3 separate regions of the Homo sapiens genome follow, and all the other regions are linked to region 3. The links are chromatin loops, found by intact Hi-C in ENCODE. Cell type or tissue: B cell. All regions are shown on one strand. Each heading gives the region's core, and the rest is flanking DNA. Links, peaks and the distances in the headings are about the cores only. Region 1 overlaps AIM2 (absent in melanoma 2). Region 2 holds the start of LOC124904432 (a long non-coding RNA gene). Region 3 has its middle 4.0 kb from the start of CD1C.

What was found. Hi-C counts contacts between places; a loop is a spot of excess contacts. Peaks named below come from ENCODE experiments on the same cell type or tissue, not always from the same donor. Only the 100,000 strongest peaks of a DNase experiment are listed, where the experiment ranks them.
Region 1: a loop joins it to region 3, with 4 times the contacts of the local background. A loop is called at or near these places in 4 of 110 quality-filtered maps.
Region 2: it touches region 3 in a loop (2.2-fold over the local background); 3 of 110 quality-filtered maps call a loop at or near these places.

What each region holds. Positions count from the first base shown.
Region 1 is chr1:159,061,753-159,073,416 of GRCh38, forward strand. It overlaps AIM2 (absent in melanoma 2), which reads right to left. Exons shown (of 6, transcript NM_004833.3): 2 at 11,486-11,664; 3 at 6,816-6,949; 4 at 4,158-4,577; 5 at 1,734-1,922; 6 at 732-966. The coding sequence ends at 940. Among named protein-coding and RNA genes, the nearest start is that of AIM2, 9.2 kb to the right of the region's middle. RefSeq lists an enhancer at 6,174-6,563. In B cell, for the core only: no CTCF peak of the experiment used is centred there; a DNase peak (open chromatin) is centred at 6,599; H3K4me3 peaks cover 2,825 bases; H3K27ac peaks cover 5,000 bases.
Region 2 is chr1:159,010,285-159,021,948 of GRCh38, forward strand. IFI16 (interferon gamma inducible protein 16) reads left to right here. Exons shown (of 12, transcript NM_001376587.1): 2 at 4,377-4,661; 3 at 5,588-5,703; 4 at 6,249-6,416; 5 at 7,945-8,367; 6 at 10,057-10,245. The coding sequence starts at 4,397. LOC124904432 (a long non-coding RNA gene) reads right to left here and starts at 3,766. Exons shown (of 2, transcript XR_007066671.1): 1 at 3,283-3,766; 2 at 2,223-3,196. RefSeq lists a silencer at 2,332-2,441 and an enhancer at 4,733-5,932. In B cell, for the core only: no CTCF peak of the experiment used is centred there; a DNase peak (open chromatin) is centred at 5,477; H3K4me3 peaks cover 2,403 bases; H3K27ac peaks cover 4,685 bases.
Region 3 is chr1:158,283,470-158,288,469 of GRCh38, forward strand. It overlaps a transcript of CD1B not described here. Among named protein-coding and RNA genes, the nearest start is that of CD1C, 4.0 kb to the right of the region's middle. RefSeq lists enhancers at 679-728, 3,375-3,504. In B cell, for the core only: no CTCF peak of the experiment used is centred there; DNase peaks (open chromatin) are centred at 672, 2,532, 3,392 and 3,522; H3K4me3 peaks cover 2,251 bases; H3K27ac peaks cover 5,000 bases.

The DNA of each region.
Region 1 (11,664 bases), core at 4,674-9,673, 780 kb after region 3:
AATCTATGGTTTGCCTTTCAATGCTCTTAATGGTACCTTTTGAAGAACAGAAGTTCTTCATTTTGATGAAGTTCAAATTATTAAGCATTTATGTTATGTAGATTGTGCTTTTGGTGTGATATCTAAATCTTTAATCTTTGCCTACACCAAGATCACACAGATTTTCTCCCATGTTTTCTTGTAGAAGTTTTATGGTTTTAGCTGTTTATGAAAAGCCAATGATCTGTTTGGAGTTTATTTTTGTATAAAGAGTGAGGAATGGCTCAGATTCATTTTTTTAAGTATGGATATCTAATTGTTGTTGTAGCTTTTTTTTTAGTCTTTTCTCCACTGAACTGTGTTGTACTTTTGTAGAAATCAATAGACTGTAAATGTGCAAGCCTAGTTTTGGCTCTCTAGTTTTCCATTGGGCTTTATGCTTATTCTTTCTCCAATAACACAAAATTGTGTTATTATTTCTATACCTTTTAAAATATTTCTAAATCATTGCCCTATGGGACAAAATATACATCTTTAATTATTCAGTATCTACTTTCAAATAATACTGCGCTGCTTCACATGTTGTACAGGATCTTCTAACAGTGTACTCCTAATTCTTCCCTCTTGTATTTTGTGCAATTGTTGTCATATAGTTTACTTTTAAATTTGTATAAACATCATATAATACATTGATAAAGTATTTTCGCTTGAGACAAGGGATTGACAAACTAAAGGAGATAGTGGGACTGTAATGAATGAGAAACAGATGTTTATTGTGATCATCTGTTGATATTCTGAATTTGTTTATCCAGCAATTATTCTATCCTAATTTGGTGGAGAGAGGAGCCTGTGAACTGCAGCTTTCAGGTAACTTACAATCTGATTGAAGAGGCTGTATCACATATTCTTCAATTAAATGCTGCTTAGACCAGTTGGCTTGAATTGGTCCTTTTTACTTCTCTATGTTTTTTTTTTGGCCTTAATAACCTGGATGGAGAAAAAAAACATGCAGTCTGAGATGCAGTCGATGAGTGGCCCCTCCACTGTTTGCAGTCACTATGGCCTTCTGAAGTGTATGTATCATCTTCTCATAAAATTATTTTGTTCCCACCCTTCTAATACATTGGTCTGCCTTGGATCATACTCCTGAAGTGAATATCTGACCTGAGAAATACACTCCCACTTAGCAAGGTCACATACGCATATTTCTCAAATCTTGGCCTCCACTCTTACAGAGATAGCAGGCAGTGCAACCAACACTGAGACCTGGGGAAGAGCACCAAGTAGTGGCAGGACACGGGTAGGAGGGTGTGGTGGAAGGTCAAGAGTAGGGGTTTACATGGACTTAACTGCACTGGACTATGGTAGGTGCAGACGTGGTGGGACTGGCTAGGGAAATGTGTCCTCAAAGTATTTATTGTCTGTCTACTTTCAAAGACATTAGTCAGAATGACTTTTCCGACTCTGGGCAAGCTTTCTGCTTTAGACTTGTAGTATAAATAAGGAGCTCTTTTTTGGGCTCTGTGGGCACAACAATATGCGCCTCTGCCTTGAAAAGCCCATGTTCTCTTAACTGTGTATCTAGAATACATGTTTCCTAAGAGGGAGGTTCCTCAGTTCTGTGAGATGAACGTGTACTAAATATCAATGTCTTCCACTCTATATCCTGTTCAATGGCTCCAGTCCGGCTTTCTGATAGAAAACAAAAAATATCACCCCCTTGGAGAGTTGACTTTGTTCCATGCAGTTCCCACCTTTATGGTGCTATGAACTCCAGATGTCAGCTGTAGTTTTTCTCCATTTTTTGACAGTGTGAAGAATGTAAGTCGAACCTTATCTCCTTCCTTACATTTCATTGTGTCCTCGTTTCTAACCCCCAGTACTTCCATTTTCCCAGTGTTGTCACTTAGGTCAAATAATATGTTTTTCTTCTTTTCTGTTACCTATAAAAGAAAATCAACACCCAGCCTCTGATAATCGGATTAATGAATGCCGCATCAGTCACACATCAGACATGCCAGAAGAAGGCTCTAAAAAGAAATCAGTTGATTCTTGAACAACACAGATTTTACCTGTGCAGGTCCATTTATATGGGAATTTTCCTCTGTCTCTGCCACCCCAAGATGGCAAGACCAACCCTCCTCTTCCTCCTCAGTCTACTTAACATCAAGACAATGAGGATGAAGAACTTTATGATGATCTACTTCCACTTAATGAATAGTTAGTATATTTTCTTTTTTATAATTTTATTAATAACATTTTTCTCTAGCTTACTTTTTAAGAATATAGTATATAATATGTATAACACAAAAATATGTGTTAAGTGACTGCTTATGTTGTCCGTAAGTCTTCTGATCAAGAGTAGGCTATTAAGCAGTTAAGTTTTTGGGGAGTCAAAAATTATATGCAGATTATCAACTGCTCAGGGTCAGAAGCCCTAATCCCTACATTGTTCAAGGGACAACTTGAAAAAATGTTTCTGCTTTGAAACTAGCAGGTATATATCTAATAGATGTTAGCAAGTTCACACAGAGGAGGCAGACGTGTCTTACTTAGAACATGTTGTCTCCTATGCCTATCTTTCCAGTCCTAAATTCCCTTCCTTTAGGAGGAGGCCAGGGTGGCCCATAGAAGCAACAACTGCTGGATAGAGAAGATGGAGCTTCTCCAGGGCCAGCAGCCAGATTAGTCAAGGGAAAAAAGAAGACCCTGGGTTGGAAGAGAGCTATTTATTCTATTTGTTTATTTTTTGAAATGGAGTTTCGCTCTTTCACCCAGGCTGGAGTGCGATGGCGCAATCTTGGCTCACTGCAACCTCCAACGCCCTGGGTTCAAGCGATTCTCTTGCCTCAGCCTCCCGAGTAGCTGGGATTATAGGTGTCCGCCAATACACCCGGCTAATTTTTGTATTTTTACTAGAGACAGGTTTTGCCATGTTGGCCAGGATGATCTGGAACTCCTCAACTCAGGTGATCCATGCGCCTTGGCCTCCCAAAGTGCTAGGATTACAGGCATGAGCTGCCGCGCCCAGCCTGAAGAGAGCTATTTAAAACAAGTCCAGGAGAGACATGAGGTAATGATGCAAGACCCAGCCAAGAGTCTAGTAAGTAATCAAAGACAAGAAACAATTCACAATCAAGTCTAGATCCAAAGGGAACAGGAGGTTGGTCAGTTATTTAGGAGATTGATCGTATTTTAGGTTTAATTTTATGGACTAAATCAGTATATATGAGTGGATAGCTGGCCAGATTGAAAGCTGAAAACTGGGATAAAGAACATGACTTTCCTATCCAAGGTCATTTTACACTTGAGTTTTCCAGGAGGACTGGAGAGTCTTCCTATCAATTCCTTCTGAAACTAACCCAGGGCAGCAGAGGTTATTCTGAGGCTCTGAATGCAGGGGCAGCAGGTTCTCTCTCTATGGTTCTTTAGGTCCTGCCCTAGACCAGAAAAAGTCATCCCACAAGGCTAGTTCCCTGAGGCTCAGAATCATAATAAATACTTTATTATTTCTCACTTCTAATAAGTATCCTGGAGGAGCGCCTCTGCCCCGCGGCCCTGTCTGGGAAGTGAGGAGCGCCTCTGCCCGGCCGCCGTGCAACCTTCCAAGTGTGAAGTGACAGCCTTGTGTGTGATCTTTTCTGTCTTCCCCCAGTTTGCATTTTTGACATTAAAGTTTACTTTTTAATTAAAAAAAAAGTCTCCTCAGGCTAACTCTTTCTTCTGTTTTCTTCATTTAATCACAGTTCTTTAATCCTGCCTTGCGTATTGGTTTTTCAGGTCATTAATCTGGTTTATTACTCAACTACACTTACTTTGCATTCACAACAATAGTCACTTAAAATAAAGATAATCACAACTATAGTCACTTAAAATAAAGATAATATGTACAAAGTACAAAAATAATGCAGAAATAAAAATTATGTGAATGAACTAATTCCTTTTTCAGAGGCTACTGGGGTAAGTTGAAATAGGATCGTGACATTTTTGACAATAAAAACAATTTTTGAGTTTTTGTATGAATTTTGGCATGTTTACTCTGCAGCTCTTTAGAACTTTGTATTTTTTTATTTTGTCTATATAGAAAGACATTAAAACCATTTCCAAAGTTTCTTTAAGATCAGATGGGAAATACGTTATTCTTACTAATCAATATGAAATTAGATATGAAAACTTACCTTCTGGACTACAAACAAACCATTCACAATTGTTCCAAGGGGCTGAGTTTGAAGCGTGTTGATCTTCGGGGTTTCACCAGCTTTTCTGATAATGTTCAGCGGGACATTAACCTTTTGGTCAGATTCAGCATCTAACACACGTGAGGCGCTATTTACCTCTAAGAAACCACTGTGCCGATAATATCTTGCTATTATAATTATTCTCTTTGGAATGAATTTATCTTTCAGCAGTGTATTAAAAACTTTTACAAAGAAGAATTCCTTTTCTGTAGCCACTGTAGCATGAAACATCTCCTGCTTGCCTTCTTGGGTCTCAAACGTGAAGGGCTTCTTTGCTTTCAGTACCATAACTGGCAAACAGCGCTTCTGAAACCCTTCTCTGATAGATTCCTGCTGGGCCACCATCTGTTTCTGTTCAGGCTGAAGACAAGAGAAGAAAGATATCAGCTGTGAGTCAAAAAGGTACTATTGAAAGGACCTTACTTCACCTACAGTGCTAAACCTCAGAAAGCCAGCAGAAGATAGGTGGAATCAAGGGAAGAGATACAGAGGGGATACGAAGAGAGTTGAGGCCTAGAACGATCCAGATAGAACAGAGAGTGCAGAAGGAAGATTTCGACTCCTGTATTCAGATAAGACGGTGTAACACGTTTTGGAGGTAGGATCCCTGAAACCAAATCCTTGCTTTGCCATGTACTATATATAAAGACTTCATCAGATTTCTGAAATACTGCTAAGCCTCGGGGTAAATCTGACAAATCTGATTCCATCTTCTATCAATTCCATTCGGGCATGTGTCCTTGTTTCTCTATCCAATACTGTCCTAAATGTTCATTTTACTCTGGTATAAAAGTGAGGGAGCTCAGTGACCAGCACAGGGCTCCCCAAATTCCTAGGGAGCATTGTACATAACAAAATGCAGATTACATTTAATGTGAGTTAAGGGGGAGACCTAGTTCAGAGATCTTATGAGTGAGTTAAAGGAGAAATTTAAAAGGAGAATTAATACTACATTTATGGATTTACCCTTAAATAATGAATTATGCACTAAGGTTTATATTTAAAAAGTACATCTTATTATTTGAAATTATAAAAAAAGAAATAATTTAAATACCTAAAAAATAGATTTGGTTAAATAAAATAGGTATAGTCACAAAAAGATTACTGTGCAAATATTAAAAATGCTTTAGAGAAATATGATAAACTGTTATAACTGATTCAATAAAGGGAAAGGTCCTAAACAGATAAACAATCTGTTTCTTATTGGATAAATAAGCAGTTAAAGCACACACACAAACACACTAGAGAGATATTTACCAACATCAATGTATTTTTTTCCTAGACGATACAATTATAGATAATTTTATTCTCTTCTCTGTGTTTTTTATTTTTCTGAATTAACAGAGATAAGACACCTCTTTTTGGTTTGTTTTGGGAGAAAATACTACTTTTTAAAAGCCACTTGCCATTTAGAACCAAAGGGAAATACAGGGCAAAACAAACAGAGGCATAAAAAGCCAAGCGTAGGAGTCTCTGAAGGGTGTCTCTGATGTGACCTGGAGCTTGGGGCAGTGGAGCTTGGGCCAGTAAGGGGCCCTGATGGGCAGCATAACTGACTGCATTTGGATCAATGCAGGGAAAGGTCAGCTCCACTGAGGTCCACTACAGAAGTCCTTCTCTTTGGTCCATGTATCTTTATTTGGGTCTTCCAGACTGAAAAATGCATATTTTCATTACTGATGAGGGAATCACACCATTTATACTTGAACCTTGTTTTCCTGAAAAATCCAGAAGTTTCTGGGCCAAACCCAGAGGAAATGGTTCCTCTAGACAAAGAGAATGAAGTATATATCATCAGTTTTTAGAGCTCACACAGGTATAAAATAATGTAATACCTGCTTCATAGGAAATGAAACTGCATGTGTGGTGGATTCTGTGCTGGGCCTTTCTAACGTTGTCTGCCACTCCCTCAGGACTAAAGTAATCATTCTCACCAATGACACTCTCCAGCCACTACTCTCTCAGCTAAATGGGGCCACCTCACCTTGTCCATGCAGGTGTATAAAGGGCTTTTTTACATTACTTTTAAAAAAGCAATTTGCTGTCAAGAACCAAGCAGAAAACAAACAGAGGCATGCCAGACCGAGTGTCAGAGTCTCTGAATTGGATCTCTGATGTGACCCAGAGCCTGGGCCTGTACAAACCACAGACTCCCTCACAAATCTTGGGAGCCCTGAAAGACATTCTCAGCTCCCGAGCTCCCTGTAGGGTAGGCCAAGGCCTCTATTGCAACTACATTGGACTTGACATTCTTCCTCTTCTTCTCCTTTCACTTCCTCACAGATATTAATTCTGAAAGTGCTCTAAAATAGACTTCCTGTAAACAACGGTCTATCTCAGAGTTTTCTTCTTATAGAATCCAAAACATAACAAAGTGTTAATGTGTCCAGAACCTGGCAGAGATTAGAAGCTCAACAGGTGTTTAATCTGATGAATCAAAGGTAGTTCCTGTTTTTGTGACTCAGAATGCTTTTCATGCTGTGGCCTTGCTTCCCTTATTTGCATGCTGTGAGATAAAGAACAGAGAACAATATGGGAAGTGACAGTGACAGTGATGCTCTTACAAGGACAAAGACCACTCCACTCTCCTTATCCTACCTTAACATGAGGAGAGACTTTTGGTGCAGCACGTTGCTTTGCGACATCATTTCTGATGGCTGCAGATGCAGCAGGACTCATTTCAGCTTGACTTAGTGGCTTTGGTTTTGTTACCGATTTGTATTGCTTATCAACTGATTAAAAAATGAAAGACATGGCCAATAAGCATATAAACATATGAGCAGTGCACATTTTCAAATGTCACCAGGAATAAATACTAAAACCATATTAAGATATCTTCAAGAACAGCTAATTTTTCTTAAAAAAAAATCATATTTTAAAATGAAAGAAACTGGACCTGGCACAGACACCAGTAATCCCAGCACTTTGGGAGGCCAAGGCTGGAGGATCACTTGAGGCCAGGGGTTTGAGACCAGCTTAGTCAACATAGGGAGACCCTATCTTTACAAAAAATATTTTCAAAATTAGCCAGGTATAATGGCACATGTTTTTAGTCCCAGCTACTTGGGAGGCTGAGGCAAGGATAACTTAAGCCCAGGAGTTCAAAGCTGCAGTGAGTCATGATTGCACCACTGCACTCCAGCTTGGATGACACAGTGAGACCCTGTCTGTCTCAAAAAAAAAAAAAAGACAAGAAACAAAAACTATGAAGTAGTAGTCGTCTTAAATTGGTATAACACTTTGGAAAATGGTTTGGGACGCTATTTATTAAAATTCAATATCTACTTACCTTAACATCCAGTAATACCATTCACAGGTGTACAGTCAAGAGAAACACACATACAAATACAAACATACAAAGATAAGTATATAAGGCTTATAATGTACATAAATATTCATAGCAGCATTATTCATAATGGCCTCCAATGACTAAAATAACAATAAAAATACACCAATTCTCTCTCTCTATATATATGTATATCAGTTTATGTGTATATGTAATTATCAATTAAATGGAATCTTATGTAGTAGTGAAAATGAATAAACTGCTGCTATGAAACAAGGGCTGATTTCTTTCTTTTTTTTTTTTTTGAGACGGAGTCTCACTCCGTCACCCAAGCTGGAGTGCAGTGGCGCAATCTTGGCTCACTGCAACCTCTGCCTCCTGGGTTCAAGTGATTCTCCTGCCTCAGCCTCCTGAGTAGCTGGGATTACAGGCTCATGCCACCACGCCTGACTAATTTTTGTATTTTTTTAGTAAAGATGGGGTTTCACCATGTTGTTAAGGCTGGTCTTGAGCTCCTCACCTCGTGATGCGCCCACCTCAGCCTCCCAAAGTGTTGGGATTACAGGCGTGAGCCACCGCGCCTGGCCACAGATTTCTAATTATGTTCTACAAGGCCTTGCATTTTCCTTCTGTCGAGGGGACCCCATCCTGCCCTCTGAAGATTCTCTGTACTGCAGCCATACTGGCCTTCTTTCAGTCCTCAAGCAAGTCAACACCTGCTGTCAGAGGGATTTTCACACAGTGTTCCCTCTGACTGAAGGTACCTTTAACTCCTATGCATTTTTCACAGCTTAGTGCAAGTCACTTCCCCATGGAACCCGCTTTGACCAACACCAACTCTAACTCCTGGCTTATGTTAATGCTCCTTTGACACATGCTGCTGAAGAACCATCTTCCTTTCCATCAGAACATTTGTCTCAGTTAGTTACCTGTCTCAGTTAATTTGCCTGTAAGAAAAATATCTACTTTCCCTTTAGAGTATAAACTGTACAAAATTTGGATTTGTTTTTAAAACCTTGTTTTATCATAAGAACCTAAAAGCTTTCCTTGTACCTATTAGCAATTCAATGGATATTTACTGAATGGATGAAGAAATGGATGGATGGGTGGCATGTTGGCTCCTCACTAATGCCTACAAAATGCAGTCGTATACTCTGGCTGGGCTCCTCCACGTCTATGGTCAGGTTATATGTTATCGTGAAAAGCCAACTCCTACTCCTGATTTTTAAAAAGACCATGTAACAAGATGGCCATGTTTGATGACTTAAGGCACTCTCAGGCAGAAGAGGGCCTGGGAAATTATTAGATGTTATTTCTGATAGAATTTGAACAATTCTGGACTGAAATAGCAAGGCAATCACTGATTTTACTAAAAAGAGAAACGATTTAATTATTAGAGCTAAGAGTAGAATGAACTGTCTTATGAGGTAGTAGGTACTCTGTCATTACCTTTCAAAGATCAGAAAGTGGTTGACTGTCTGACAGGGATATTGTAGCAGGATCTCTGCACTAGGAAGAAGTTAAACTAACCTTCCAATGGTAAGTTAGTTCCATGAAATTGGTTTCAGAAAGGTATGCAGATAAAGTCTCTCTTCTATGTTCACAGCATCGGAGAGAAAACAGCATCAAGGGAGGCGGAAGGAATCAACCTACCATTCTACCACATCACATCAGCCATATTTCATTTCACACACTGTGGTACCAATGCAATATTTGTGGACAAGCTTGTCTGCCAATTATAAATCTCTCATTTGCCTTAATAATCAGGTGCACATTGTTACTGATTATTTCATTTATCATTTTCAGCATTTTATTTTAATCTTGCAGGACTTTTGTGGACTTTGATCACATTTTCTCTTAGCTTCCTTTTTCTACGCTTATGTGTCCTTATATTTTCTCATCTTGCTTCATACAAAAGCTTCTCCTGTCTACTAATTATTGCCTCTGTCTTCATTAAAGATTCTCCAGGTATCTTCTACCTTCCATGAGGTGAGGTCATGAGTAGAATAGCATATAGCACTCTACATGCAGACATGCAATGGCAATGGAGAAGGATCACTTAACCAAGAATGACAGATTAACTGTTCAAAAAATAAAACAAAAACTGTTTTCCTAAAATAATAGAAATAGCATGGACACACAAAAATTTCCTACATTCAAAAGCGGCCTAAGTATGTCCGTGGATAGAATTTTAGAGCTATGAAGGAACTTAACTGCCTTCTTGTATAGCATGCAAGAAGCATACTTTGTGTTTTGTTGTTGTTGTTGTTTGAGACAGGGTCTCACTGTTGTTGCCCAGGCAGGAGTGCAGAGGTGTGATCTCAGCTCACTGCAACCTCTCCCTCCCAGGTTCAAGTGATTCTCGTGCCTCAGCCTCCCAAGTAGCTGGCATTACAGATGCCCGCCACCATGCCTGGCTAATTTTTGTATTTTTAGTAGAGACAAAGTTTCACTATGTTGGCCAGGCTGATCTCGAACTCCTGAACTCAAGTGATCCACCCGCCTTGGCCTCCCAAAGTGCTGGGATTAAAGGCGTGAGCCACTGCGCCTGGCCCAAAAGCATACTTTGAATCCTACAACTGTTACATTTGGAGACTCTCATTTGGGAGAGTCCTTGGATAATCTACTCCTGAGTTTCCAAGCTAGTCCCAAACTGGATCTTTTTTAGCTAAGCAGAATAACAAAATCCCAGAATCATTAGAATAGCAAAATGGGGAGAAGATTGTAGAAGGGGAAATTTTGTTCTATCCTGGTCAAAGAGAAGAATTAATTCTTGATTTATTACCAAAATAAAAGATATTTCTAAATATCTCAGCCTATGTTTGCCAATATGCCTAGATTCCTGGCTCATCCCAGATAAGAAAAACACAGGGCAATGTTTTGGTTGGTTACTTGGAAGTAACATGTGTAGTTACTGCCATCTAAGGGCCATCTCTAAGAACTACACCTTCTAACTTAAAGCCTGGGAAAACCACCACTCCTTTCTCTTTAGTGCCTTAGAAACTACCTAACAGTTTATATCTGTATAGAATTATGAATGTACATAGTATCACTTATGTGGCTTCATTTAGCCTTCCTATAACTCATGTGTGAGAAGCCATGTCACCCTTGTTGTACACCCACAAATGCTACTAAAAGCTATTATAATTTTTGCTGCTACTGTTGTACTTTGAATCCTAAAACTGTTGCATTTGGAGACTTTCATTTTGGAGAGTCCTTGAGTGATATGCTCCTCTGTTAGCTCCTTTTTGTTCTTCAGACATAAAGCTGGGACATATCAATTGTTCTTAGTAAACAAAATCAGGAATTTAAACTAAATGTAGATAATTCAGATGGAGATGAGTGATTTATTGAATAATGTAAAAAAAATCTTTGTGTTGTGGGTAATTTATACTGTCACCTGTACTGGAGATAGAGAGGAAAGAAAATCCCTGAAGGTGGATTCTCCCTCCCTTCTGAAGAAGGAGGAGATCATCGCCTAAAGAAGGATAGTCTGGGACCACAGAAAGCTGGGGACAAGGAGAGGAATAGACAGACTGTGTGAAGGAAAAAAGGTGCTCAATATCCTGGTTTACAGTTTTCCAATGCAATAATTTATACTTTCAAGACTTCAGTAGAATGTGACAGCATTACATACTGTGTAAATGGAGTTGGGAGAAGTTAACTTTGAAATTCTACGTCCATATTCACTGCAACTGAACTGGAGACAAAGATGGGCAAGGAGAAAAGATGTTAAATGGAAGTGGTAACCCTAAGGCTGGAAGAAGAGATGCAAACAAAGGCTGGAATGGATTTGTGGAATTTGTAACAAACACTTCCTAGAAGCGATTCTCAGTAAAAGGGGGCAAAGAGACAGGTGCACTAAGTTAGCAAACAAATTCCAACAATGTGCACTGGGGGTCATATCCCAGGGATGCCATGAAAGGAAAGGCCCAGGCTTGGCAGAAAAAGGGACGGGGCAGGTGTGGAACTCCCACATTACCTTTCTCCTTCTCCTCCTGAAGACGTTTTGCCAAAAGCATATAATTCAACTTCTGAAAAATACGAATGGTCTTCATCACTGCAGACACCGCCCCAGCATTTTGAATCATCAAGGTAGCTACTTGTATTCTGTTTGCAGTATGTAGTTTGCCTGTGGCAATATTAAACTCGTCTGAAAGA
Region 2 (11,664 bases), core at 3,577-8,576, 730 kb after region 3:
TCAGAAAAGTGAAAACTGAGTTGCTTGATATGAATCCTTCATTTACTTAGGAAGATAACAGGCATCTTCTATTCCACCACAACTGAGGACTGAACAAGAGAAAATGCATTTTGACCGTTGCAGATTTTAAAATTAATTATCCGAGTGTATACTGGCATAAGTTGGTACTTAGAAGAGGGCTTCTGTTATTTTGGCTGGAAGAAGTGTTGGAAACTCGGTAGCTGTGGTGGGTTCTCAAGATAGTGACATGAAAAAAGTATCATGAAAGAATATTAAGTAAAAAACATATCTGAGCATAGAGATGTATTATATGACATCATCCCAATTTTACAAAACATAAGAACAAATGTACACAGAGTAGAAAATTTTTTTCAGTTTCACAAACACAGTTACTCAAGCACATGGTGTCTTAATATTTTCATAAGTATATTGATCCTTTACTTTAGCTCCATTCTGCACCGGGTGCTAGCGGCAGAATTTCAATCATTTTGGAATTACTCTCTGCCCTCCTGAAAGTTAATGATTTTTTTTTTCCTTGTGGCAAGGTATAGGGGAGTGGAGGGGAAGGCAGTTAGGAAAAGGTTACTATTGTTTACTTTTCAAATTTTTAAAAGATGTTTTCTATAGCCTGGTACAATATTTCATGTGTGCTTAAATGGAATGTGAGATTCTTAAATGTTGTTTTCAGAATTTTATTAGATAAATGTTGTTAATTACGTTGTTCAAATTTATTATATCATTACAGATTTTTTCACCTTGTTCATTTAGTAATTGAAGCATAAACTGAAATCTCCTATTATAAAGTTTGCTTTTTTGGCCGGGCACAGAGGTTCATGCCTGTAATCCCAGTACTTTGGGGGAGACCAAGGCGAGCGGATCACTTGACGTCAGGAGTTCCAGACCAGCCTGGCCAGCATGGCGAAACCCTGTCTCTATTAAAAATACAATAATTAGCCGGGTATGGTCATGTGTGCCTGTAATCCCAGCTACTCAGGAGACTGAGGCAGGAGAATCGCTTGAACCAGGAGGCAGAGGTTGCAGTGAGCCGAGACTGTGCCACTACACTCCAGCCTGGGTGACAGAGCAAGGCTCTGTCTCAAAAAAAAAAAAAAATTTTTTTTCTTTGTAGTGCTCTCACAATCACATACATGTTATGTGTATATATAATATACATTCACACACAAATATATGTATATATAATCATGTATACAAACAGGTACACACATATATGTGTGTAGTGATGTCTGTACATGTGTGTATATGAAGAGAAATATATACTAATTATAGTACCATGAAGCACTATAAAATAATAAATAATATCATTAGATAAATTAGATAAATTCATAACTAAAACATAATTTTCTAGGAGTTGAAACTTTTATCATGTGGTATCTGAAGTTACTTTTGGGCTTAAGGTATATTTAAAATTACACAAACATAGATAAACTGGCTTTCTTTAGTTATTCCTTGCAAGATAATTTTTAACAATTTTTTTCACCTTTTGTTAACAATATATATGTAGATTTCTTAAATCAAATTTGATGAAAGTTGTCACTTAACAGGTCAGACCTTTTAGGTATATGCTGGTAATTAACAATCTGCTGTCTTTACTTCAATTTATGACACTTCTATATCATCTCACTATCTAAGACAATTGCTTTAGTGAATTGTCATGTTCTTTTTCTTCCCTCCCTTTACCATGCTGTTGTAATTTCTGTTTCTCTTATATTTGATCAGGGTTTTCTTTGTAAGACATTAGGAACACCTAAAAAAGTTTATTTTTCACTCTTCTTATCTTTTGGCTGGCAGAATTTTTAATTTTATTCATGTTTTCCTATTAAATATTATTTTCAATAGATGTTTTCTTGTGGTATGAGTCTTTGTCTTGCAAAAAGACTGAGGCCCTGAGTATCACAAAATAGTTTTTGAGACTCTTCTATTTAAATATCATTTTGCCTAAATTAAAACTCTAAAATGTAAAATTATATTTTCCCTTAAGACAAGATGAAAGCACCTCTTCTGTGCTGTGGAGCTAGATACATTTTGAAGTTAAGAATCTGGAGGCTTCAGAAAGGCTATTTAGTGTATATATTCTAAATAGTGTCTTACTAGAAACTCCATTGGGATATAAATAATTACTCCAAAATCAAAAGCACTAATATTGCAAAACAAAACATGTGAGTGTTCACATTTCAGTGAAATAAAGATTATACATAGCCTACTGTCATCCCAAATCTGGTTTTATTTTGCAAATAAATTGTGCTGTCACACTTGTTGGAAACAAGTGCTCAGTGCCACAAAGAAAAACCAGCACTTAAACAGGAAATTTCTCAGCAAAGCATATTTGCTTCTACAGAAGGGTGCTGCCTGCGTCAGTCACAATGCACATTCTAAGCTGACCGGATTGGCTACTGCTTTAAATTCTATAGGGGTAATTAGGCGGGAAGGAAGACACTGTCCTGTACCAATTAGGCGGGAAGGCATGTCTGGGGCGGCAAAGGAAGGAAGGGTTGTTTACAGAACAGGAAAGAACAGGAAAGTTTGAAGACGAACTTATTGTTTCTAGCACACTCACAAAATAAGTCAAAACTTTCCATTGAAAATTTTTTTTGGTTTTGCAATTGATATGGAACTTTGGACCAACATTATATAAAAATAACTCCATTGTCCTGCTTCAGGCAGTTTTGATATAGAGATTCACTTTCAATTTGATTCTTGAATCTTTGTAGGTGATCTATTCCTCATTACCGAAGGCTTACAGAGTATTTTTGTTCATTATATTCTTCAGTTTCACTATAATGTGTTTTTGTATAGATTTTCCCTTCATTCTCTGGACCTTTTCAGTCCAAGGATCCTCATGTTCTCGTAAGAAGGAAGCTTTTTTTTTTTTTTTTTTTTTTTTTTGACGGAGTCTCACTCTGTCACCCAGGCTGGAGTGTAGTGGCACGATCTCCGCTCACTGCAACCTCCGTCTCCTGGGTTCAAGCAATTCTCCTGCCTCAGCCTCCCGAGTAGCTGGGACTGCAAGCGCTTGCCACCACACCTGGCTAATTTTTGGTATTTTTAGTGGAAACGAGGTCTCACTGTGTTAGCCAGGATGCTTTTGATCTCCGGAACTTGTGATTCGACCACCTCGGCCTCCCAACATGCTGGAATTACAGGCGTGAGCCACTGCGCCTGGCCCAATTAATAGCCCCTGAAATTTAGATATCTTGGTTATACACAAAGACATCATTCCTAAAATTAAAAAATTCATTAATTTAAAAGTTTTGGAATCCATACCTTGCACTGTCATCATGGAAGTGTACAGGTGTTAAGAGGTCAAGAGCAGTGACACTCTGTCCATAGGGAGACTCTGAAATCTACCATGAGACAAAGCCTCAGTTGAGTCTTAAGGTTGTATGGGAAGTAGTCAAAGAAAGAAATGTGGGAATGGCTTTCCAGGCAGTAAGAAGGAACTAGCAAAGTCATGAGGCATGAAGACACAAGGTGTCCGGCATCTTTGTGAAGCATAGATACAAGGAGTACAAAGGTACTAGAAGTAAAAAAGATGCAGCTTATTCAACACTTTCTGAGACAGTATAGGAAGCAAGGAATTTTGGGGAAGAAAAAGGAGAAATATTGAAGGATTTCAGTGGAATATAAATGTGGCTTATCGAGAGAAAACTGATTGTGCGAAAAGAAATAATTAGACAAATCAAGTCTGAAAGAAGAAAAATAAAACAACCAATAAAATCATTTCAGTGAATAAATACTGTGATGCTGCACTAGAAAGCATGCAGATTTTCAGCAAAGTTATGGTTTTATGGGTACAGAGAACAGAAGCCATGGTCTAGCACCAAAGAAGGGAGGATGCTAATGAAAGCCAACTAGGGAAGAGTCAAGGAGAATAGGGTCAGTGCCACAGCATGAAACTGTAGCGCTGTAGCAGAAAGTTATTCATATAAGGTGGGAGGCTGCAGCCCATTTACACCTAGGCCGCTCCAGTCATACTGGGTGTGGGAAGATTTAAGAAACAACAGGCAGGATTTGGGGAATAGGCTTCAGCCCCAGTAAAGGATAAGAAGAGGAACCAAGGGCTTTGACACTGCAGAGCTCATACTCTTAACACTGAGGCAATTGCTTGTTCTCAGACCTCCCTCTAACAACTGGACCCAACTCAACTATTCTCATTCAATGGGAATAATTTCTTAGACATTCCTAACCCAGCAGTTCTTCACTCAATTTCTACAGTAACACATTTGGTCGTTGAGTCCTTCTTTATCACACATATTCATGAACAACTCTTTCATATGGGCCACTCACTCACATAGGCATACATCTTTTAAATTGTCTGTATACATGTGTAACACTGTATATACCATTTTCTCTTGTAGGCTCACTTATGTCTGTAAAGATGGGAAAAAAATACAAGAACATTGTTCTACTAAAAGGATTAGAGGTCATCAATGATTATCATTTTAGAATGGTTAAGTCCTTACTGAGCAACGATTTAAAACTTAATTTAAAAATGAGAGAAGAGTATGACAAAATTCAGATTGCTGACTTGATGGAAGAAAAGTTCCGAGGTGATGCTGGTTTGGGCAAACTAATAAAAATTTTCGAAGATATACCAACGCTTGAAGACCTGGCTGAAACTCTTAAAAAAGAAAAGTTAAAAGGTAATTGGGAAGAGGGAACACCCACTCCCTGCAACCATCCCCAAACCCTCCCCAACATTGATTAGAGCCCCACCTCGGACATACTTGAGATGTGTTTTCCCCAGTTTGTGACTCAACAGCTGAGACAATGTTGGTACTTCAGAGGCCAACAAGTTGACAACTTAGTGCATTCCATTACTGGTGTAGATTGAAGTATTTCAGAATGTATATTTGGGATCAGTGAAAGAACAAAAGTGAGAGGGAGTTGAAGGGGGACTGAGACTTCCAGTACATTAGAAAGATTATATAATAATAAAATCATAAAAACTGTTTAAATTCAAGATATGTACATTTAGCCAATGAATGTATCTGTTCTATTGAGACCATTTAACCCATCACTACCCTTTATAATTTAAAAAAATGCAATACTTACATGTGAGCCTGCCTCTCAGAAGTGTGATCTCCTCTCTTGTTATATCAAGTTAAAAAAAAGGATTTGAAAAAGTCTAAGTCCAAAATCAGTATATCCTTCCTCATGGAAACCTTTGGCTGGTTTCTATAATTTGAATATCTTTACCTGGGGAATGTGACCTAGCAGTCTCCATCATGAAAACATTAGTTTTTAAAACAAAATGATCGGAGAACCGCATTGGGAAAGGGTTAACTGAAGCACATGGAGTTCAGAGAACAGGAAGCATGTGCTCAGTGCACAGGGGAGGAGTGAGGAAAGTGCTGAGGAGCATGAGTCAGTGCTTGTTCCTGTCTTGTGACTGCTGGTCTCCTTAAGGCCAGGCTGGGCTAATGCAGTAGAGCTAGACTAAAGCACAGCTGAACCCTCAAGCAGGAACTGAGAGCAAATTGTATTGAAACTGCTTCAGCTGTCGGAGATCGTTTATATGTCTTCCTTTTTTCTGCATTGGTTGGGAATAAAATTGAATCTATTCCAGTAAAAGGACCAGCCCTATCAAGAAAGAGGAAGAAGGAAGTGGATGCTACTTCACCTGCACCCTCCACAAGCAGCACTGTCAAAACTGAAGGAGCAGAGGCAACTCCTGGAGCTCAGGTAAGCTTCAGGAAGAGGAGCAGGCTTCAAGTCCCACAGAGGAAGCTCTGCTACGGCTCTTCCACTCAATCTCTCCAGCAGGCAGTTATTTCTTCATGTTTCCCATCAAGTTTCAGATTTACCAAATTGTATGATAATTGATCATCTTATTGATGCTCAAAGCAATGCACCAAACACATGAGTAAACATAATGTAAATATATATAACATAAATGTGATACCTTCATTCTAGTAGAGTGGAGTGTCAACGTGAGAATCAGGTAAGTACTTTGTCCATGTGTATAAAAACCTAGTTTCTCTAATCCCAAGTCAGCACATCCCATAACAGAAATAATTAGAGAAATAATGTGTATAACATTCTCCTCTTTCTTCGTTTAATGAAACCATCTATGCCCATCTCTTAAACTGGCGAGAGATGGGCAGCAACCTCTCAAGTTTCCAAGAAACATCTTCTTAGGAATAATAAAACTACTATCCAATAATGAAAATGTGCTCTACTTCATTTGGCACTGAAAACGAATAACAGGAAAATCAAACCACTTTCAGAAAAGAAAAAAATCAACCAAAGAAAAGGCTGGACCCAAAGGGAGTAAGGTGTCCGAGGAACAGACTCAGCCTCCCTCTCCTGCAGGAGCCGGCATGTCCACAGCCATGGGCCGTTCCCCATCTCCCAAGACCTCATTGTCAGCTCCACCCAACAGTTCTTCAACTGAGGTACACTCTTCCTGGTCCCATTTTGCTTTGTTTTTTTCAACCCAAAGTAAAGGACTGATTTCACCGGTTACTTAAAAATTGCATCGATAATTTGCTAGTTAATCCAATGTACATATTGAGAAACCACTACATTTTGATCTTTTGCTTTCACAGGGATACTTGATGAACTTGACATTATCTCTGACTGCAGGAAGTTTTCTGTTCTGTGTTGTTTGGGGAAGGGAGAGAGAGCTATGCAGTACAGAACTGTCAGCTGTGGGCTCACTGTCTACTGCTCCCATGTCCTTCATACCTCTTCCCTTGGTTCACTATAGTATTCCATGTCAGACCTCTCCAGCACCTGCTAGTTTGTGAATGAGGTTATCCATACCCTCAGCTCTTTTTCTTGTAGATTAAACAACCTCCCCTGCATTAAAACTGTTCTATCGCAGTTTAAGGAGACTGGGATGTTAAAGAGTAAAGATGTTAAAGAAAACCCTTTCTGAGCCCCAGGTTTCTGTTAGCATGCTACCTGCTAGAGCCCTGACACTGAGAAAGGCTATGGTGGTGGGAATGACACTCTGTAGAGTTTCTGCAGCCTGAACCTACTGAGATGATGGCATTCTGAGGGGTTTATCCTACTTGTGTTCTCACCTGCTGTAAGCAAACTGAATCTTGGGTAGGAACACTATGAAATGTGCTCTTTAAATTGCCCTGTCTACACTGGTGATAACTGAACACTCTTTGTGTCTATAGTTTGTGGTGGGCACCATTTTTCATTTTTTTTTTATTTTTATTTTTTTTTAGTATTTATTGATCATTTTAAATGTCATTTAACTTTGTCTATTTTTAGGCTCTGGCACTTTAAGCTGGTAAGAGAAATAGTATAAGAAATTATTTCATTCTAAAATTTATTTATTTATTTATTGTTGTTGTTGTTGTTGTTGAGACAGAGTCTCGCTCTGTCACCCAGGCTGAAGTGCCGTGGCATAATCTCGGCTCACTGCAGCCTCCACCTCCCGGGTTCAAGTGATTCTCCTGCCTCAGCCTCCCAGGTAGCTGGGATTACAAGCGCCTGCCACTACACTCAGCTGATTTTTGTACTTTTAGTAGTGCCAGGGTTTCACCATGTTGGCCAGGCTGGTCTCAAACTCCTGATCTCAGGTGATCCACCCGCCTCGGCGTTTCAAAGTGCTGAGATTACAGGTGTGAGCCACCGCGCCTGGCCCTAAAATTTATTAAGTTACTTCATGACACTGGCTTTCAGTATCCACTGGTCTTATGTTGCTCTTATGCTTTATTTCTTAAGGTTGATTCTGTTTACAGAAAGGTCATCTTTTCACTATATGGTCTCCTCTGTTACTTCATCTTGCTATTGTACCAGTTTAAGATATCTTCTGCCCTGGCTCGCAATCCCTCTCTATCCTGACTCCAGCTCTAAACATCTGTGCAAGTTTTGGGGCCCTGTGTTATACTGAGGTCACTGAATAGCAGTTCTGTATTTCTCAATTAGACATTTTTCTTTGTTCTCCTGTGCTATCATACACAGAACCCGAAAACAGTGGCCAAATGTCAGGTAACTCCCAGAAGAAATGTTCTCCAAAAACGCCCAGTGATAGTGAAGGTACTGAGTACAACAAAGCCATTTGAATATGAGACCCCAGAAATGGAGAAAAAAATAATGTTTCATGCTACAGTGGCTACACAGACACAGTTCTTCCATGTGAAGGTTTTAAACACCAGCTTGAAGGAGAAATTCAATGGAAAGAAAATCATCATCATATCAGATTATTTGGAATATGATAGTCTCCTAGAGGTCAATGAAGAATCTACTGTATCTGAAGCTGGTCCTAACCAAACGTTTGAGGTTCCAAATAAAATCATCAACAGAGCAAAGGAAACTCTGAAGATTGATATTCTTCACAAACAAGCTTCAGGAAATATTGTATATGGGGTATTTATGCTACATAAGGTAAGTCCTCAAAATTGTTTCGTTTCATTTTTCCACCAACACCTGAAATTAAAAGTCTTGATGTGTGAGATGAAGCTTTGCCTATAAACTGGATATTAGAATCCAGGACTCTGAAGACTAATGACAGGTGGATAAAGACTTCTCTGAAGATAAGACTGGGATTAGGGGACCTGTTAATATTTCTTTCCCATGTTCTCCTTCCCAGAGCATTAAACTGTAGTCTTTACAATAATGTTCACTGAGAAACCTTAAGACTTTATCAGTTGTTATTATCTATGCTAAGTGATCAAGGACATTGTGAGGTCTACATCCATACACACATGATACTAAGTTTATCCCTTTGATTATTATCTCTACTGTCATAAAAATCACATTATTTTTATTTTGAATGAAGTATTGTCCTCTGAGGCTTGAGTTCTGGTTGTGACAGTCAGAATAAGAAATAAATTGACTACTCATGGCTGGAAAACAAATGCAGAAAGTAGGTAGGACAATGTTCTGACCAAATGAAACTAATTCATCATAAAGAAATGGAACAATTGGGAAATACGAATTTGGATGATACTTGGAAAATCAGGTAATCTAAATTTGTCATTTATATATAAATAACAAAAAAAAAAAATAGAGTACAGAGTGCTTTTCCTGATATGTTCCTGTCCAAATTCATAACCAGTTAGCATGAGACATTCCACCCCGCAAAAAAGCATCTATCCTCTGCTATTGATTCAAGCAATTTATCTGATCAATACTTCATTACCCATTATATTTGTTTCCTAGAACAACTCATTAACCTGCGTTACTTTCTGTACACAGTCTTTTTTTTTTTTTTGAGACGGAGTCTCTGTCGCCCAGGTTGGAGCGCAGTGGCGCGATCTCGGCTCACTGCAACCTTCGCCTCCTGGGTTCAGGCGATTCTCCTGCCTCAGCTTCCCAAGTAGCTGGGACTACAGGCGTGTGCCATCACGCCTGGCTAAATTTTTTGTATTTTTAGTAGAGACGGGGTTTCACTATGTTAGCCAGGATGGTCTTGGTCTCCTGACCTCGTGATCTGCCCACCTCGGCCTCCCAAAGTGCTGGGATTACAGGCATGAGCCATTGCGCATGGCCTATATACACACTCTTAAAGAGATGATTCTTACAAATCCAGTTCTAGGATGATGAGTAATGAGCAAAAAGCTGGAATGTTTGAGCTCAAGGACTTGGTTTCAGGAGGGGGTACAAATATTGGAAGAGACTCAGTAAATGCAGAAAGTAGAAAAAGTAATTAGAGAGTTACCAGAAGCTTGCTTTTTCTTACAGATTCCTCATAAGTCACTGAATAAATAGTTGTAGCAGATATCCATTCTTTTTGCATGGGGCCAGAGACCCAGAAAGGCTATCAGAGATTTCAGCTTCCTCTGTATCAAGGTGCTTTGGGAAGCAAAGCTGCCCTGTAGGTGAAAGCAGTAGAAATTTGGAAGAAAACTCATTGTTCTAGAACTGTCATAGAAATATCTCAGATATGAAAGACTTAAACAAAAAGGATATTGAGGGACGGCTTTCTGCAAAGATGTGGCCTAAGATATGTGCATATCTGTACTAGGAGTTGCTGTTGTGCATCTTGTTTAACTCTCTTAGAAGGGACTTCAGCCTATATGTGGTTGTTATTAATTACATTCTCAGGAACAGAATATTAATTTTCTGTTACAGAAAACAGTAAATCAGAAGACCACAATCTACGAAATTCAGGATGATAGAGGAAAAATGGATGTAGTGGGGACAGGACAATGTCACAATATCCCCTGTGAAGAAGGAGATAAGCTCCAACTTTTCTGCTTTCGACTTAGAAAAAAGAACCAGATGTCAAAACTGATTTCAGAAATGCATAGTTTTATCCAGGTAAGAATTAAATAGGCAAATATTAGTTTTCCAAAGTGGAAATGATTTGCTTTAAGTTTTGGCAAAAACAAGTTTGTAGGTTTTTTTTACAGAGTTCAGCGGGAGGCATGAGAAAACAGATATTCTCCTTGTATTCACATTTACTTTTTTTAATTTTTTTTTTCTGGATGGAATGATGTGATAGGATACAATTTTAAAAAGAAAGAAATCTGAACTTTATCAAAAAAATTGAACTCTGAATTTTATGTAAACTTTTAAGTGATTGTAGGGTTGGGATTTAAAATTACATGTTCTCCATTTGTGAATTAGAAAACGTCGTGTGTGTGTGTGTGTGTGTGTGTGATACTTTCTAGTTTGTAACATTACAATACACATATGTGTGTATTTAGTCCATAAAAATACCTAATTTGAAACTTAAAATTATTTGCAGTGATCAAAATTATGTCCCACTGACAAAGTTTTATACAGAGGAAGCTCTCCAATTTGTTAATTTGAATTCAAATATTCACGTGTTAAGTTTCCTTACAGTACATGATTTTACGCTGTTGCCATTTTGAATGTTGTAAATTATTTTTTATTTCAGTAGGTTTTTGGGAAACAGGTGGTGCTTCGTTATAGGAATAAGTTCTTTAGTGGTGATTTCTGACTTTTTGATGCACCCATCGTCCAAGCAGCGTACACTGTACCCAGTGTGTATGTAGCATTTTATCCCTCACCCCCCTCCCACTCTTTCCCCTGAGTCCCCAAAGTCCATTGTATCATTCTTATGCCTTTGTGTCCTCATAGCTTACCTCCCACTTATGAGTGAGAACATACAATGTTTGGTTTTCCTCTCCTGAGTTACTTCACTTAGAATAATGGTCTCCAATTCCATCCGGGTTGCTGTGAATGCCGTTATTTTGTTCCTTTTTATGGATGAGTAATAGTATTCCACGGTGTATACATACCCCATTTCTTTATCCATTTGTTTACTGATGGGCATCTGGGCTGGTTCCATATTTTTGCAGTTGTGAATTGTGCTGCTGTAAACATGCATGTGCAATGATCTTTTTTTGTATACTGACTTCTTTTCCTCTGGGTAGATACCCAGTAGTGGGATTGCTGGATCAAATGGTAGATCTGCTTTTTAGTTCTTTAAGGAATCTATACACTGTTTACTATAGTAGTTCTACTAGTTTACATTCCCACCAGCGGTGTAGAAGTGTTCCTTTTCACCACATCGATGCCAGCGTCTGTTTTTTAAAATTTTTTGATTATGGCCATTCTTGCACGAGTAATGTGGCATCATTTTGTGGTTTTGATTTGCATTTCCCTGATCATTAGTGATGTTGAGCGTTTTTCCTTATGCTTGTTGGCCATTTACATATCTTCTTTTGAGAATTGTCTATTCATGTCCTTAGCCCTTAGCCCTTTTTTTTT
Region 3 (5,000 bases), core at 1-5,000:
AATTGATCATGCAAGCTAAAATCATGTGAAAGGATCTCAATAATCAAGAGAGAGAATTATGATCACCCTGTGACTTGAAACATCTTTGTCAAAATATTCAAAACCCACTTACTATTGGTTATAAATATATAGGGAAGTGAAAAACAGTACAATATAATTTACTTAGCACACTATACTTTAAAACATTAAAACATTTGGAATTAAAGTCTTTTTCCCTTGTATTAACTTACCAAGAATGTTTTGAGCAATGTTTGCCTTCATCTTCTGTTACTTAAAGATACAGAGTATCTTTGTATTCCTTGGTGAATTTTCATACTCCTTTTAATGTTTGGATCAGCTTCTGATATTTTATACTTTGTGCTTTCCCTCTTGGGGAATATCTCTGAGAGTTCCTTTAATGGGAAGTTTTCTGCCAGTGTCACTTCATTTAAGACACCTTCATTCTTTTCACAACAATCACTTCCCTCCTCCAGGTTCCTCTAGCTTCACCTCTAAAGTCTCTCAAACAGTAGCATTCTCAGCATTCCCACGGTCAGCTATTTCCTCTATAGCTTCTTTTATATTTAATTCAAATCTCACTTCTAGCATTGTCCCTTTTCTTCTTTGCACATTCATCTTTGTTGCCCAATTTCCTCTTTCTATTATTCACTCATGTCAGATGGGTATGGGTTTATTACTGAGACACAATGAGACCACAGGACTACACACCTACATGCTTTGCTGTTTTGCACAGCACAGAATAATAGTCAAACTGACAAACTTTGACATATGTAAAGCAATTGGTCACTGATTATGATGTGGATTTGTTACTTCTATGGTGACTCATGGACTGAAGACCTAGTGGTAGTTTATACTTCGTGCAGTTACTAAGAGTTACTATACTGTGGCAACTGAAATTTGTGGCACACATTTCAAACTTGTTGTTGGGGAATTTGTGTTATTTAACTAAAACTTTGCTGACTGAAATTTGTGCATTTTGAAACTGGGCAAAACAAAGACAGCCTATATCAGAAAAATGAAGAAGACTGTGTTGATTTTGTTGAATATTTTTGTGTTTGCTTTGAAATTATATACTACTAGAAATAAGTTTTGTGTTTGCTTCTGAGTGATATAGTACTTCTACAAGCTTGGAACTATTTTGTATTGTTGATTTCTTGGATCAGACATTTTAAGACAAATAGAATACATTTAATCTCTAAACTCCTGTGAGAGCAAACCTGTGATTAAAACTTTTTGTAAGAAAAAAAAAAAAAGGAAATCTAGCCAGAGCTTAAGGCGACCACAAGATTCCTTCTTGTCTTTTGGTTCAGTTGGATTTTTTTTTTTCCTGACCAATTTTATTGAGGATACAGTAGAAGATTTCTTGCACTTTTATTTGGTGGTCTCAACATGATCTTATGACCTATGTGGATACTGTGGTCAAAGCCCTCAGGAACCCACTCTTGTCAATGTCTTGGGAAGCTCAAGTGTTAGCTTCTATTTCCCTATCTAGTTCTTAATTTCTTATTTGTTTTGTTTTTTGCAGACTTTCTTATCTTGTGAGTTCAATGCATACATGTATAAATAATTTTTAAAATTATAGCTTACCCAGTATATCTATGTGTTTTGTAGTTTGTTTGTTTCTTCTCTTTTTTTGAGATGGAGTCTCACTCTGTAACCCAGGCTGGAGTGCAGTGGTGCAATCTCGGCTCACTGCAACCCCCACCTCTTGGGTTCAAGCGATTCTCCTGCCTCAGTCTCCTGAGTAGCTGGGATTACAGTCACACACCATCACACCTGGCTAATTTTTGTATTTTTAGTAGAGATGGGGTTTCACCATGTTGGTAAGGCTAGTCTCGAACTCCTGACCTCATGATCCACCTGCCTCAGCCTCCCAAAGTGCTGGGATTACAGGCATGAGCCTCCATAAACACAGAAATCTAAGGACTAAGTGAAAAGCAATATTTTAGGCTTCAAAATTTAGCCAGGGTGGTGCTTAGAATGAATGGGTAGGGAGTTTAGGTAGAATTGGTGATAAGATAGAGAGGAGACCCAAGGGATTCAAACAAAGGATAAGTAGAAAGCAATATGAGATCATAGAAAAGTTAAACATTAAGACAAAGAAGCCCAGAAGAGACAGAAAATACTGTATAAACAGAAATGAACAGAAGCACAGGACAAGTCAAATAATATTAAAGTTGAAATGGAACTAGAAAATATCAAGTTCCTCCAATTTTGTCATTTTACAGTGGGGAATTAGTGCTTCTAGTAAGTGGTAAATCTAGGAGTTTTCATAGCTCTCAGACTGGGACCTTTTTGGCTGTTGCAGAGGGCAGAGGGTGGAGGATATACGCTAGCCACAGGAACTATGCTTGGAGGCCAGAAAGAAGGAGTGAATCACTTCAATAAGAGTTGAGGAGGAAATGAAAGGCCATGTAAGAGTCACGTGGCTGTGGGAGGCTTGTGGGGTTTCCGTAATGGGGAAGTAGGCAGAGGGCAAGGTTTCTGCTGGGAGGAAGGGATGACAGAGCTGTGTGGGGTGGGAACATGACACTGGAGTTCTGAGGAAATCTCTCTCTCTCTCGGGGTGCAAAAGTCACCCACTAGAGTGGTCTTAGGGAAGTGACAGGCAAGAAGAGCCCAGGCGAAGGCAAACACAACAACGTCTGTGGTCTGAGCAAAAGGACAAGAAAAGGGAAGTTGGGGAAGGACAGGAAGAGCACTGGGCTCCCTCGGGACAACCCAGCCCCTCTGTTCAGGCTGGGTTCTAATCATAGGGTGTCCTACCCACTTCAGATTATTCTCTTAGGATTTTGTGTGTTCAGAGAGCTTAATAACCACTTACTCCTCTCCCCATTGCATTTTATATCAATTTCAGATTCTTGCATCTATATTTATAAGTATTCACCAGTGTAAAGAGTCTGCCAGTTTCCCTTCTTACACTACCTCCACCCTTCCTTTTTAGGGATAGATGTACATAAACTCTTGTGTATAAAATTGTCATACTTAGGAGTCTGGGTTATTTTTCATGAAAGCAATTTGAATATTTTAGGCTGATAGACATTCTAAGGATCACGTTTTCCATGGCAGCTCTGGGGCAGAGCACTGCATGGACATGGAGGGATATGGACTGTGACACACCGGCAGGGACTGTGGCTGTGATCTCTGTCCCACAGGATGAAAGCAGGACTACATATCAGTCAGATCAGAGAGGAAAAACCAGGTGGAGGGAGAGAAATGACATGGTGACTGTGTGGAGCAAAGGAGAGGGAAGTTTTCGGAGAACACACATTTCTAGGTATCTATTTGAATGCGTATTGCCATGATGGGGGTGAGGGTGTTACTTACTCTTCTAGGCACCCTGAGGGGGAATTTCCCATAAATACTTTTTGTTTTTTTTTCCTCACCCCTTAATCTTTCCTCTGAAAACAGACTGATTTATCTCACTGATAAATTCAGGAGGGAAACTGGGCAAGTATATATCAGCACCTCCTACTGCCCTTTACCTCTCTGGGCAAGTTGCTCCCCAAAGGCTCAGTCTTGCTCTCCTCCTCCAGGCCCTGGCTCTCACAGGAACAGCTGCTCAGGTGGGGAACTTAGGGTTTTATCAGCATTGCCTGAAATAAGTGAGTGTATTAGTCTTCTTGGGCTGTGCTAACACAAGGCAATCAGCTGGGTGGCTTAAACAACAGGAAGTTATTCTCTCACAGCTCTAGAGGCTAGAAGTTCAAAGTCTCCATCTGGAAGACTCAGTTTCTAGTGAAGGTTCTCTTCCTGGTTTATACAGACAACTGCCTTCTCACTATGAGCTCATATGGCCTTTCCATGGTGGGTGCACACACACACACACACACAGAGACAGAGAGCGACAGGGAGAGACAGAGAGACAGAGAAGGAAAGTGGAAGGGCACTCCAGTGTCTCTTCTTATAAGGACACTAAGCCTATTGGATCAGGGTCTTACCGTTTAGACATGAGATTGACATTACTTCTTAGAGGCCCCATTTCCAAATATAATCACACTGAGAGTTAGGGATTCAACATGTGATTTTTTTTTTCTTTGGGAGGGTACACAAACTTTCAGTCCATAACAATGAGAAGGCCACTCCATTTAGGGTCCAGTATGAGCAAGATCACTTGGATTACACACTTAAAGCAAATTATCTAGTGGCACTATCAGAAGTCAAGATTGACCATTAGATCCATCTATCTCATGTTATTTTCAACTTGTTTGCTTCTGAATTCAAGAGGGCAAAAAGGATGATACTTACTGGGTTTTATAATATTATCCAATATAGCTAGGTTATGTTGCAGTTATAAATAAACTTTAGAACTTGGAGGCTTAACACAATGAAGTTTATTTCTCATGCAGTTAAACTGCATGTAGATCAGGCTGCTCTTCTCCATCTCATAGTCTTGCCATTTAGAAATTTGACTGCCAAGTTGGTACCACAGGGTAAGATGATCAGATGTGATATTTTCAGTGGTCAGGACTGGAGCTGGCTAATGCTTCCAACACCACACATTCCATTGCCCAGAACTCAGTCCATGACCTTAACCCAACTATTAGGAAATAGGACAGTTGCATCTTTCCTGTAGGAACATGGAAAAAAATGTGAATAAACACATAATGTGGTATCTACTATTGTTTTCTAAAACCACAAACCAAGTATTTGCCATTAACAGCACAAGATGAGCAAAGATAACACCTAGTGCTTATGAATGATTTGGGTAGGATTTGAACTGGGTATTGCTCTTAAAGATATTATAGTTCATAGAAATTGCCACATATCTGTGGCCATGATAGGAAGAGCTCATTGAGAATGACTTCTGGCCTCACTATTAACGTTGACAAACCTAAGAAATAGTGTATATATCAAAGTATCATGTTGTACACAGTAAATACATAGAATAAATATAAATTTAAAACAGAAACAATGTTACAAATGGGATTTTCCTTTTTAAGGCACGGTCTTGCTCTGTTACCCAGGCTGGAGTACAGTGACATGAACATGGCTCACTA